Linked DNA regions of Homo sapiens: region 2 is linked to region 1. Evidence: chromatin contacts called from ENCODE Hi-C or POLR2A ChIA-PET data. All regions are on one chromosome and are shown on one strand. Each heading gives the region's core, a stretch centred on a gene start or an enhancer-like site at or near the end of the contact. The rest is flanking DNA. Distances are from core to core; before and after follow the strand shown. Region 1 has its middle 120 kb from the start of LINC01987. Region 2 has its middle 38 kb from the start of LINC01987.

The links. Hi-C counts contacts between places; a loop is a spot of excess contacts on that map. ChIA-PET counts read pairs that join two places held with the same protein, here RNA polymerase II (POLR2A). Pooled maps may share reads with other maps.
Region 2: a loop to region 1 is called in a map of naive thymus-derived CD4-positive, alpha-beta T cell, with 2.6 times the contacts of the local background. The contact joins two enhancer-like sites. A Hi-C loop is called at or near these places in 6 of 168 maps with a recorded cell type or tissue (aorta, cardiac septum, heart left ventricle and 3 more) and 2 of 50 pooled maps. POLR2A ChIA-PET finds 5 or more read pairs at or near these places in 1 of 52 experiments (naive thymus-derived CD4-positive, alpha-beta T cell).

The regions. Positions count from the first base shown.
Region 1 is chr17:77,608,152-77,613,998 of GRCh38, forward strand. No RefSeq gene overlaps it. Among named protein-coding and RNA genes, the nearest start is that of LINC01987, 120 kb to the right of the region's middle. Within about 2 kb of position 2,225, at least 9 of the 41 ENCODE cell types and tissues checked have a DNase peak (open chromatin) inside an H3K27ac peak, as active enhancers do.
Region 2 is chr17:77,687,644-77,693,490 of GRCh38, forward strand. No RefSeq gene overlaps it. Among named protein-coding and RNA genes, the nearest start is that of LINC01987, 38 kb to the right of the region's middle. RefSeq lists enhancers at 2,925-3,804, 3,805-4,683. Within about 2 kb of position 2,673, at least 4 of the 41 ENCODE cell types and tissues checked have a DNase peak (open chromatin) inside an H3K27ac peak, as active enhancers do.

The DNA.
Region 1 (5,847 bases), core at 975-3,474:
TGAAGTCCCAGGGAGAGTGAAGGTGGATACAGAAAAAAGTCGTCCAAGCCTCGGGTGGCTCGTGGGGTCAGAGTGTGAGGAGACTAGGGCTCCAGCGAAGGAGACCGAGAAGGAGCAGCCAGGCGGGCAGGAGGAGATCCAGGCAAAGTGGGGTCCTGTGGGCTAAGGGAAGAGAATTCTCAAGGGAAAGGGAAGATGGGCAGCTGTATCCACACCGCAGAAGGACCAAGTCATATGACTACCGAGAACCAACCACTGGACATACCACGTGGAGGCCACTGGTGATCTTTTCTTTTAACTATCAAATACACATAACATAAAACTTACCATAGTAACCATTTTTAAACGCACATTTCCATGGCCGTAAGCACCTTCCTAATGCCGTGAGATCATCAGCACTGTTGTGTTCCAGAACATTTTCCTTCCTCCAAAGGGGGCTCCACACCTGTCAGCAGTCACTCCCCGTCTCCCCGCCTTCAGCCCCCGGCAACCCCTCATCTGCCTTCTGCCTCTAGGGGTTTGCCTAATCTGAGTGTTTCATATCCGTGGAATCACACAATGTAGTGTTTTGTGCCTGGCTCCTTTCACCCAGCGTCGTGTCTTCCAGGTTCATGCACGTTGTAGCACATGTTGGTACTTCACTTCTTTTTGTTCTACATTTGAATTTAATTGTTAAAAAAAATTGACAAAATTTTATAGATATATATTTATGCTGTACAATGTGGTTTTGAAATATGTATGCATAGTGCAGTGACTACATTGAACAAATTAACACATGAATTACCTCATAAACTATCATTTTTCTGTGGTAAGAACACTTACAATCTACTCTTTTGGCGATTTTGTTTCTTTTTAAGGCGAATGGCATTCCACTGTATGGATAGACCACACTGCATTCACCCATCCATCTGTTGACGGCCGTTGGGCTGTTTCTAGCTTTGTGCTGCTGTGAGTAATGATGCTATGAACATGTGTGGCCGTGTCTCCTTTCGAGTCTCTGTTTTCAGTTCTTTGGGGGTGATCCCTAGGCATGGCATTTCTGGTGACCTGCACAACGGGAGCTTCCATGGGGTGATGGGGTCCATGCCCAGGCTGGATGCTGGGAGAGAATGAGAGGAGAGGAATGGAGATGGCAAGGGTGCACAGCTCTTTTGAGAAGTTTTGCTGCCAAGGAAAGGGGAGATGTGGAGTGATTGCTCGAGGGAAAAACAGGGCAAAAGGGTTTAGTTTGGTTTTTGGGGACAGGAGAAGTGGCATGTGCTGTCATGCTGGTGAGAATTGTCCCACAGTGAGGGAATCACCCATGGCAGATGGAATGGGAGGGAGGGAGATCAGACAGTGACCCCACGGGTGGAACGGGAGGGAGAGAGATCAGATATTGGCCCCACGGGTGGAACGGGAGGGAGGGAGATCAGACACTGGCCCCACGGGTGGAACGGGAGCGAGGGAGATCAGACAGTGACCCCACGGGTGGAACGGGAGGGAGAGAGATCAGACACTGGCCCCACGGGTGGAACGGGAGGGAGGGAGATCAGACATTGGCCCCACGAGTGGAACGGGAGGTAGGGAGATCAGACATTGGCCCCACGGGGAGGTGGATGCTGGGGTGGGAGCTCCTCAGGGGCCCCTCTGCTGTCTTTGAACGGGTTCCCTCCCAGGGTTCAGACAACACCCCTGACCTTCTCCTGATCTGTTACGGACTGCAAGAGGATTAAGGACTGTGGGCAGGTCAGATATTGAGAAGGAGAGAGTTCCTGGTGGATTTAATTCTGTGAAAAACATGGCAGCAGGCCTGCAGTCAGACCGTGGGTCCTGTTCTTCTCCACTGTGAAGCTGGAACCTCCATAGGAGCAAAAGAAGTTGGAAGGGGGTGAGGAAGGAAGAGGGGCCATGTTGTGAAGAGTAAAAATAAAACAATAAGGCTGTCATCACTGGGGGGCTGTCAGCGCTCAGGCCACACCCCCTCAGCAAGTGACAAGGACAAACAGTTGCACGGTGCTTAACAAGTTTAAAAAATATATAATATTTTCACTCTGATAAAAGAAAAACTTCAGCCGAATTAAATTGAAAGGAGTTGAACTGAGCAATGAACAATTCGTGAATCAGGCAGCCTCCCGAGCCAGAGTGGGCTCAGAGACTCCAGGGCAGCCACGTGGTGGAGTAAGATTTATGGACAGAAAGAGGAAATCGACTACAGAAAGCGAAAGTGAGGTACAGAAACAGCTGGATTGGTTACAGGTTGGTGTTTGCCTTATTTGAACACCGTTCAGTCGGCCCCCTTTGATTGGCCAAAACTCAGTGACTGGCACAAGTGCAGGCTACAGTCTGTTGATGCCTCCGCTTGTTACATCGATAGTTCACGATGTACAGAAAAACCTTTAGGCCGAACTTAAAATATGTAAGGAGGCAGCTTTAGGCTAAACTTGATTTAACAACATGCATTTAGCTTTCTGAACTCAATGTTATTTCAACTGCTCTTCCCCAAGCTTCCAGATGGGACCGGAGTTTCGGGGATGTGGTTTGCCCAAGGATGCACACCAGAGGGTGGCTGAGCCTGGCGGGTCCCCGATCTGTGCCCCAGAGTGAGTGGCACCAGAGAGAGGATGCAGCCCTCAATGTTTCTGCACTTTGAGCTGATTGCTTTCCCATTTGACCCTAGAAGTTGGATATAAACATTGTCTTGTGTTTGATTTCCTTTGTTTGGGGAGGTCATAAAAAGGCCCCAACAGGATTCTATTAAAGCTTTTTCTTCCAAGTGAGTATCTAAGGCCAAGTTATAAAGCGTTGCAGGGGAAAAGCGAATATTTGCCTTGAAACCTCTTCCCTTGCCTTATAGAAAACCAGAAGAGAAAGAGCACTGAGCAGAGGAGAAGCATATTGCTTCCTTCCCTTGTCCACGTCCTCTGGGCCCCCAGTCCACGTGACTGTGGGGCCTGGGCGCCTGCCCCATCCTCCCTCCACCGAGAAGGGAGCTTCCAGTGTGTTAAGGGGGGCAGCACCGCAGTTCTGTTGTTTTCTTTCCACAGGCTTGGGGTTCACAAACTCAGAAGGGATTTGTCCCTGAGCATTTTTCTCCCTTGGTTTTTTAAGCCATTTGGGTTTCAAGGAAATTGAATCCATGTGTGTTTGGATTAATTGCTTAACTCCTAAAAACGTTGTTTTGTAACAGCAATTTGACATCCAAAAAGCTTGTTAAGTTACTTTCCATCCTTTTTCTGTGGTCCCAATCGGGGGAAATGGGAGATCCCTCCTGCACCAGCCCCATGCTTACAGCTGGAAAGGGCTAATGAGGAATTAGCGTGATGTTCAGTTTATCCCCAAATAAGGCGGGCTTGCAAACCCCACTCTGAAATCCAGGAAGCCTCCTGGGTCCTGCTGGGTTTCTGGGCTTTAGAGAATGTGGACACCTTCTGTGGTCTCGTGTTCAATTTGAGATTTCCTTTTCCCTGGGTCTCGTTTCCAGAGCTTGACTGATCCTCTGGTGGTTCAAATCGCAGTGGAGGAGATGTCAGGCCCCCGAAGGGATGCATGTCTCAGCAGTCAGGGCTCTTGAGGTCTAGGAGGTGCTGCTGAGGGAGGGAAGGTTCGTGTGCTCTGCTCTAGAAATTGTTCTGATGTTCAGGCGTGGTGACTGATGGGATGGCCCCGTATCATGAGTCAAAGAGGAAGAGTGCACCTTCTTGAATGGCCAGGTCCATCAGGAGGCTCCGGGGTTAATGTCATCCGGAAGAGAGGAGTGCTCTTAGGCTGGGCATTTACCCCTAGACCTCAGTTTTCCCATCTGTTAAACAGGAATAACCCCTGACCTCAGAGTTGTTCCACGAGCCGTTTCCTGGTGCCCCCGGACTTCATGTGAGCAGGCATCTGCATTGGCCCCAGTGGACGCTGAGGGTTTCCTCAAGTGGACCCTTTCCTCCTGGGGCCTTCCATTACCTTCCTTCTGCCTGATCTCATTCATCTACTCCCCACCTGGCCTCTGATACCTTCCCTGATGACTTCAGTCAGGCAGGCGGTCTTCTGCTTCCCTAGCGACCATCACAGACCACAGAGATTAGCAAGCACGTCAGTGTTTCCAGAAGGAGGGCGGTCACCCATTCTCCATATTCCTACCCCCTGCAGCACTCGGCAGAGGGCCAGGCACAGCAGCAGCTGTTCACTAAGTTCCCCTTGATTGATAAACTGCTCGGGGGTGTAGATGGGTGTGGCTGTGGGTGTGGTGGTGATGTTGGTGTTCCCACAGGTTCTGCTTTCAGACCCTAAGAATCCAAATGAACCCGCCTAATGACTTGGCGGAAGTTGGCTAGCTCCAAGGTCCAACATTATTTCATCTTCGTCTCAGCAACTTGACCAGGACTTCACTTCTAGCGGTGTAGGACCGATTGCCTGTAGAGGCTCACATATGTGACTTCATTGGCTGACAGGCACAAAGCAAGGTGTCTATACCCACAAAGCAAAGTGTCTATACCCCACTTCTGTGCTCCTTTATGGCATAAACGGCATGATCAAACGGTTATCCACCATAATATCTGCAGTGCAGCTCTGACACTAACCACCTGGAGTTGGTGCAGATGACGGATTGGGGGCTCTGTGCCCTACAGGAAGGCCCTCACTTTAGATGTTGGCTGCAAGTTCTGGCCCCCCCGGATACATGCACCTCTGACCAACTAGCTACAAATTCAGGAGTTTCCCTGACCTCCTGGCATTCAGCAATTCACAATGATGAACCACACAACTCAGGAAAGTGCTGTACTTAGGATTGCGGTGTCATTAGCAAGGATATAAATCAGAACCAGCTACTGGGAGAGGCACAGAGGGGGAGGTCTGGGAGGGTCCCAAATTCAGAGCTTCCATGTCCTCAAGACTATGCAAAGCCTCCCGGGGGACTGATGTGTGATTACGAACCAGGGACAGTCATCTGAGCTTCTGATGCTCAGAGGTTTTACTGGGGTTTCATGATGTAGGAGTGACTGATAGGACTTGATCTCCAGTCCCTTTCTTCTCCAGGAGGTGATGGAGAAGGGCCTCAGCCTGCTGTTCACATGGTCAGTCTTTCTGGCATGGGCTGTCCTAACCCTGAGTCCCCTCATTAGCAAAGACTTTGAGGGCTCACTGTGAATAACAAAGACTTGCCAAGGATTTGGGGGTGACTTCCCAGGAACAAAGGCCAGTCCAATTCTGTGTTATACAACAATTTGCTGGTGCTATCCAATGACGTGCTCTCACCAGCCCTTGCCATGGGATGCCGACTCTATGACTCTTACAAAGGATTCTCCCTGACCCAGCTGACGGAAGCTGCGTCCCAAGTGCTTTGCAGAGACAGCAGAAACCGTCCAGAGAGGCCCTTTCAATGGCCAAGTGAGTGCTTTGTTCTGAAGGAAGTTACAGCCCAAGTTCGCACGACTATCATGAAATCTTCAAAACATTTCATTTTTTAAGTCATGAGATTCCCCTGAGCCCTCCCTGTCCAAGTTGTGTGATGCTCACTTTCAGAAGGAAAGGAGCCAGGACAGAAACTCGAAACTCATTCCCCTTACACGAATGAGTCTTGTTTCGAGGGGGACTCCTCTCCATGGTGGGATTTTCAGCTCAGCTCAGCGTCCCTCACGCACCAGGCAATGCAGGTTCAGTAGGGATGCAGGCTTGAGCCCCACGGTGGAAGGCTTGCAGCCTCAGGTGCAGAGGGGTGAGGCTGGATCACGGATACTGAGCAAGAATTTCAGTTTGGGCTGGGAAGAGGTATATGCCCGGAGGGCACTGGGAACACAGAGCAGGTGCCCCTGGCTCAGACCAGGAGGGTTAGGGTCATCTTGGTGTCTTTAAGGGATCAGTGGGGGTGGCTAGATGATT
Region 2 (5,847 bases), core at 1,423-3,922, 80 kb after region 1:
TGCCTTCCTGGTTCAAGCGATTCTCCTGCCTCAGCCTCCCTAGTAGCTGAGATTACAGGTATGCGCCACCATGCCTGCTAATTTGTTTATTTTTAGTAGAGACGGGGTTTCCCCATGTTGACCAGTCTGGTCTCATACTCCTGGCCTCAAGTGATCCACCCGCCTGGGCCTCCCAAAGTGTTGGGATTATAGGCACAGCTTCCCTAGGGATTTTTCACCCCACCTAGAGATATTTATTGGCCGCTTCATATATGAAGGCAGCAGGGATAACTCAGAGGTAGACAAGACCAACCCCTCCCTGCCAGGAGCCAGCAGTCCCACGGGAATGGAAGAAGTGGCCCAGGTGACTGTGACCTCTCAGGTGTTTGCGGCGTGCTGGAGAGGTGGTCGGGGGAGTGGAGCCTTGAAGGAAAGATTGGTTTTGCTTTCTCCTCCCATGACGAAGCAGAGATGCCTGGCGTTCCATGGGCGTGGTCCCGCCCTGACCTTGTTCCACGTCCCCCTCCGGCTCCACCATCAAAATCAAGGACTGTGGATATTTCACATAAATGGGATCAGGCCACATGTGGCCTTTATACCTGGGCTTCCTTCACTGAGCGTGTTTTCAAGGTCCACTGGTGTCGTCGCGTGTGGCCATCGTGTGGATTCGTCACATTGGGTTTATCCATTCATCAGTTGGGTTCCTTCAACCTTTTGGCTATTTCGAATAGTTGCCATCACTGTTTCTTAAAATGTGACTGATGCTTTGTTGTCTGACTTCTCTGCTGGAACGGAAGTCTTCAGGGGGCTGGGGGTGGGAGGGGTTGGTTTTATTGCTGTCATATCCCTCAGGCTCATAGGTTGTAACAGGGAGCCCCCAGGGGATGCAGGTGGGCCGGTGAGAGGAGACACCCCCATCGTCATTGCAGAATGATCTCCTGCCCAGCACACCCCCTGCCGATCCTCCAGCAGCCCCATGCTAAGGAAATAACAGCCTCCCTACCCACCTCCCCCAGCCTTCCCCTCTGCTCTCTGCTCCCTAGAGTTCCTGGAATAAAGTCAAAGGAGACAGGAACAGGGCAGGTATCCACCTGCTCACTCTCTCCAATCAACTCTTTAGGGGCTTTTGCTATCAATGCAGCCCTGGAAGGGTATAGATCAATTCCCCTCACCTTTCCACCCTCCCACCCACCCATCCACCCACAGAAATCATTGCAGCTGGAAAACTGTTGGATGTGGAGAGTAAATCTGCAAATCTGAGTGATATGGACAAAAAGGCATTTGAAGTTCTTAGGAGGGGAATCGTGTAGCCTTGAGAGGCGTGAGGTAAAAATGGCTGTGGCTTGGACCCCGTTCCATGTGAGGAAGCCAGGGATCTTTTCTTTAGAAGTCTTGCTAATGTGGTATTTAAAAAAAAAAAATCAATGCCACATTGCCACGAATGGACGCATCTATTCCAGGTAGAGAAGGCTGTTGTCTGGGAAGCATACAGCAGCTATTATAAACACTGAAAGTCAGTTGTTTAGCCCCCATTCATGGGCACTCTCTGAGGACCAGGCACATGGGGCTTCTGAGAGCATAAGGGAGCTCTCCATTTAGGAGGAACCAGGTGATGAGCAAACAGGATCCATTGAGGCTCTGAGATAGACGCTTCCACCTGGCGTCCAACCCATCCCAAGAACTCTGATGAGCAAGTGCTTCCCATTTTGCAGAAAAGGAGACTGAGATTCAGAGTGGAGAAGTGAGCACCAAGCTCATTCAGCCCATTTTACAGACAAGGAGACTGACATTCAGAGTGGAGAAGTGAGCACCAAGCTCATTCAGCCCATTTTACAGACAAGGAGACTGACATTCAGAGTGGAGAAGTGAGCACCAAGCTCATTCAGCCCATTTTACAGACAAGGAGACTGACATTCAGAGTGGAGAAGTGAGCACCAAGCTCATTCAGCCCATTTTACAGACAAGGAGACTGACATTCAGAGTGGAGAAGTGAGTGCTCAGCCCACTCAGGTCTCCAGGGCCAGAGCAGCCAGAATGGGTGCCAAAAAAGAAAAAAGAAAAATTGAATAAGACCTACTATTTGATAGCACAATAGGGTGACTATAGCCAACAATAACTTAATTGTACATTTTAAAATAACTTAAAGAGTGTCATTGGATTGTTTGTCACTCAAAAGATAAATGCTTGAGGGGATGGATACCCCACTCTCCATGGCGTGTGTATTTCCTATTGCATGCCTGTATCAAACATCTCATGTACCCCACAAATATGCACACCAACCACGTACCCAGAAAAATTAAAAATATAAATAAGGCCAGGCATGGTGGCTCACGCCTGTAATCCCAACACTTTGGGAGGCAGAGGCAGGCGGATCATTTGAGGTCAGGAGTTCAAGATCAGCCTGGACAACATAGCGAAACCTCATCTCTACTAAAAACACAAAAAATTAGCTGGGTGTGGTGGCATGCACCTGTAGTTTCAGCTACTCGGGAGGATGAGGCACGAGAATCGCTGGAACCTAGGAGGCAGAGGCTGCAGTGAGCTGAGATCATGCCACTGCCCTCCAGCCTGGGAGACAGAGTGAGAAAAAATAAAAAATAAAAATAAACTTAAAAATAAAAGAAAATAAACCCTCCAAGAATTCTGAGCTCCGCCTACTACGCCATGTCCTCCCTGGAAGGAAGAGGCAAGATTTTCCCTTTCCAAGCCCTGAAACAGCTGCACTGACCACTCCCATTCCAGGGACCAGGGTCTGAGACATCTGGGTGGCTGTCTGCCAGGCAGACCCCGTAAAATGGGACAGCCCACCCTGCTCCTGCCACGTCAGGCCACTGGGATGGGAAGCTCTAAACAGCCCCCGCCCCCCCAGGCTGCAGCTCGAGGAGGAGCGAAGCCTCTTTCCTTGCACTAATTTGCAGTGCAGTGTGCTGTCTGCCTCGTGGGCACATGGAACGTATATAAATTACCCCGCCAGGACGATTAACTGTTTGTCCAGGCTAATTGTCAGTATTAAATCTCGCTCAGTCACAGTTTTAAAGCTTAATTTAAATTCTCTATCTTTAAGAAATCCATACTCCCTCCCACCACGGGAGAAAAAATAGATTTAATGGGTTTAGTCCATTTCCGTTTGTAGCAACCCAAGTTATAATTAGGCATGTGCAAAGCGGATGTTTCGGCGGGCGGTGAGCCTGCAGACCTGCTCCTCTCCTTCCCGGCAGGGCCGGTCCTGGTGGGGAGTGCCCTTGTCTTTGCTGCCCTAGATAAATTTCTGAATTAGGAGTTATTGCTCAGAGACCCCTGAGCCTCCATGGCAGCCCCTCCCGATTATGGCATTAATCTTGTCAATGTGCTTAAAGGTGGAGAAAGAATTCATCCTCAAAGGTGGAAGGCACAAGAAAGCAGCCAGGAAACCCCTCTGCCCAGGAGCCAAGAGCTCGGGGGAGCCATGGGATGCAGGCGGATGGGGGGGCTTCCCCTCATGTCTTCCTGAGACCACTGCCCCGCCAGATGCCCCCTTGCCCTGAAGGCTGATGCTGCCACTGCAGCTTATCAGGAGTGAGGACCCCTCCTTCCTCTCCTCTTTCTTTCTGTTCCCAGATACCCGCTTAGAAGCAGGTTGGAGCCAGGAAAATGCAGACAACTAAGGCATAGATGTAGAGGATGCAAACTGAACAAAGCTACTGAAAGCCCCCACACTCATCCCCCTTAATGTCCTAGGGGGAACTGAGACTCAGAGAGAGGCGTGACTTGCCCAAGGGCACACAGCTGGCCTGGGTTGCAGCTGAATCCCAGGGGACTTGGCACCCATTGCCTTGCTACACATTCATGACCAGGGTGAGGTGCAATTCCTTGTTCAAGGGACACGCTTGGAAGAGGAATCTTCATCGCCCTTCCTAATTCTATGCATCATCAACACCAGGGCACGTATGTTTACGCTCATTGTCCCTCACTGGGCTTGCCCCATGCAGAGGGTGGCCTGGGGGAGCAGAGATGGCAGGGAGGGCAGCTGGAAGTCCAGGTCAGAGAGAGGAGAGTGTGACCAGGGTGGCAGCAGGAGGCATGGAAAAGACGGATGCATGGAGAGGGGTGAAGAGCGTGGGAACCAGGGCTGGGGCTGCCCAGACCTGGGCACTGGGGAGGGCAAGGGAAGCGTCAGTGACAACTCCAGGGTCTGAACCTGCGGGGTGAGGAAGCAGGTGGTAGCAGTGACTGCCCGGGAGTCTGAGGAGGGGGCTGGTTAAGTGGGGAAGGTGAGCGTGATGCCAGGTGTGCTGGCTGCAGGGGACAGAAGGTGTGCAGGGCTCTCCCCGGGGCCCCTAGGCTCCTGAAAGGCGGTGCCCTAAGCATCGGCTCCATCTCGTTGTCCCTACCCCCGTCCCTACCCCCGTCACAGTGGCCGGCAAGGGCCCAACACTTAGCAATTGTCAAAGAATCGGCAGACGTGTCCAGTGGGAGCTGAGGCAGGGACAGGGACATCAGGCCCACGTGTTGAAGGCGTGGGCCTCCCACACCACTGCCCTCAGTGTTGTGTAACTCAAAAACCCATGTGTAACTTTTGACTCTCCTAAAACTTAACTACGAATAGCCTGCTGTTGACCAGAAGCCTTACTGAGAACAGTCAATGAACACATATTTTGTATGTCATTATGTGTATTTTATTTTGTAAGTTATATGTTACTGCATTCTTATGATAAAGTAAGCTGGAGAAAAGAAAATGTTATAAAGAAGATGATAAGGGACAGAAAACATATTTACTCATTAGGTGGAAGCGGATCATCATAAAGGTCTTCACCCTTCTTGTCTTTACATTGAGGAGGCTGAAGAGGAGGATGAGGAGGGGTAGGTCTTGCTGTCTCGCAGGTGGCAGAGATGGAAGGAAATCTGTGCATAAGTGGACCATGCAGTTCAAACCCATGTTGTTCAAGGGTCACCTGGAGTTGAGGAAGGTGCCGTCTTTCTCCCAAGGCCCAGGGTTTTCTTTGCAGAGAGCCTCGTGATTTAGCCCTCTGGAGAGGAGGGAAGCGAGGCCAAGCTTAGCAGTGTGTCATGGATGTGTTGTTTGGGCCCCAGGGCATGAGTCACCTGCCCTAGTTTTTTTTTTTTTTTTTTTTTTTTTTTTTTTTTTGTAAAGGTCCTGCTGTTGGGTGGATTCATATTTTCGGTATCAGCCTGGGAGATCCTGAGTGCAGGATGTGGTTCTGCCCCTCTGGTCCCTGTTCTGTTGTGTGCATTTGTGTACACGTGCACCCACCTCCCCTTCTTCAAGGTGCTTGCCCTTCCGCCACCCGATGCCCAACAGGGACCCAACTTAAGACACACACAATTATTTCTGCAGGTCCCTTGAGCTCAAAGTCACCCGAATGTGAGCTGGAGTGAATGCAACCAAGCAGTCCCAGCAACACAGACTGCCCTGCTGGATGCCAGCATGACTGGGAATTTCACTCCCCCACTGACGGGGGAGCCTGGGGGTGTTCATGTGTGTTTTCCTCGGTGGTGTGAAGAAAGTCATTTGGTCCTGTAACGGCTGCCCTGTCACGGTGGGAAGTTAGAAAACAAACTTGGCAATCACACCCACCTTGACTTCCCAACCCTGCGAGAGAGCTTCACAGCAGGACCAGGAGAACAGTTCTTGGGACCTTTCTCTTTCCACCTGTTTCATCTCACACTGCTGCCCCTGCTTCTGTGACCTGCAGCAGTCTGCAGGGTTTGAACCCTTGATCTGCCAGAAGCCCACCCCAGGGCTGGGACCAACTTGCTCTGCTGCCAGTCCCACCCCCCCTGGCACAGGGACACATGGATGGGGACGTAGATGGGTGCTGACTGGTCATGAATGACCTCCAGAACAGGAACAGAGGAGGGTTTTTCAGT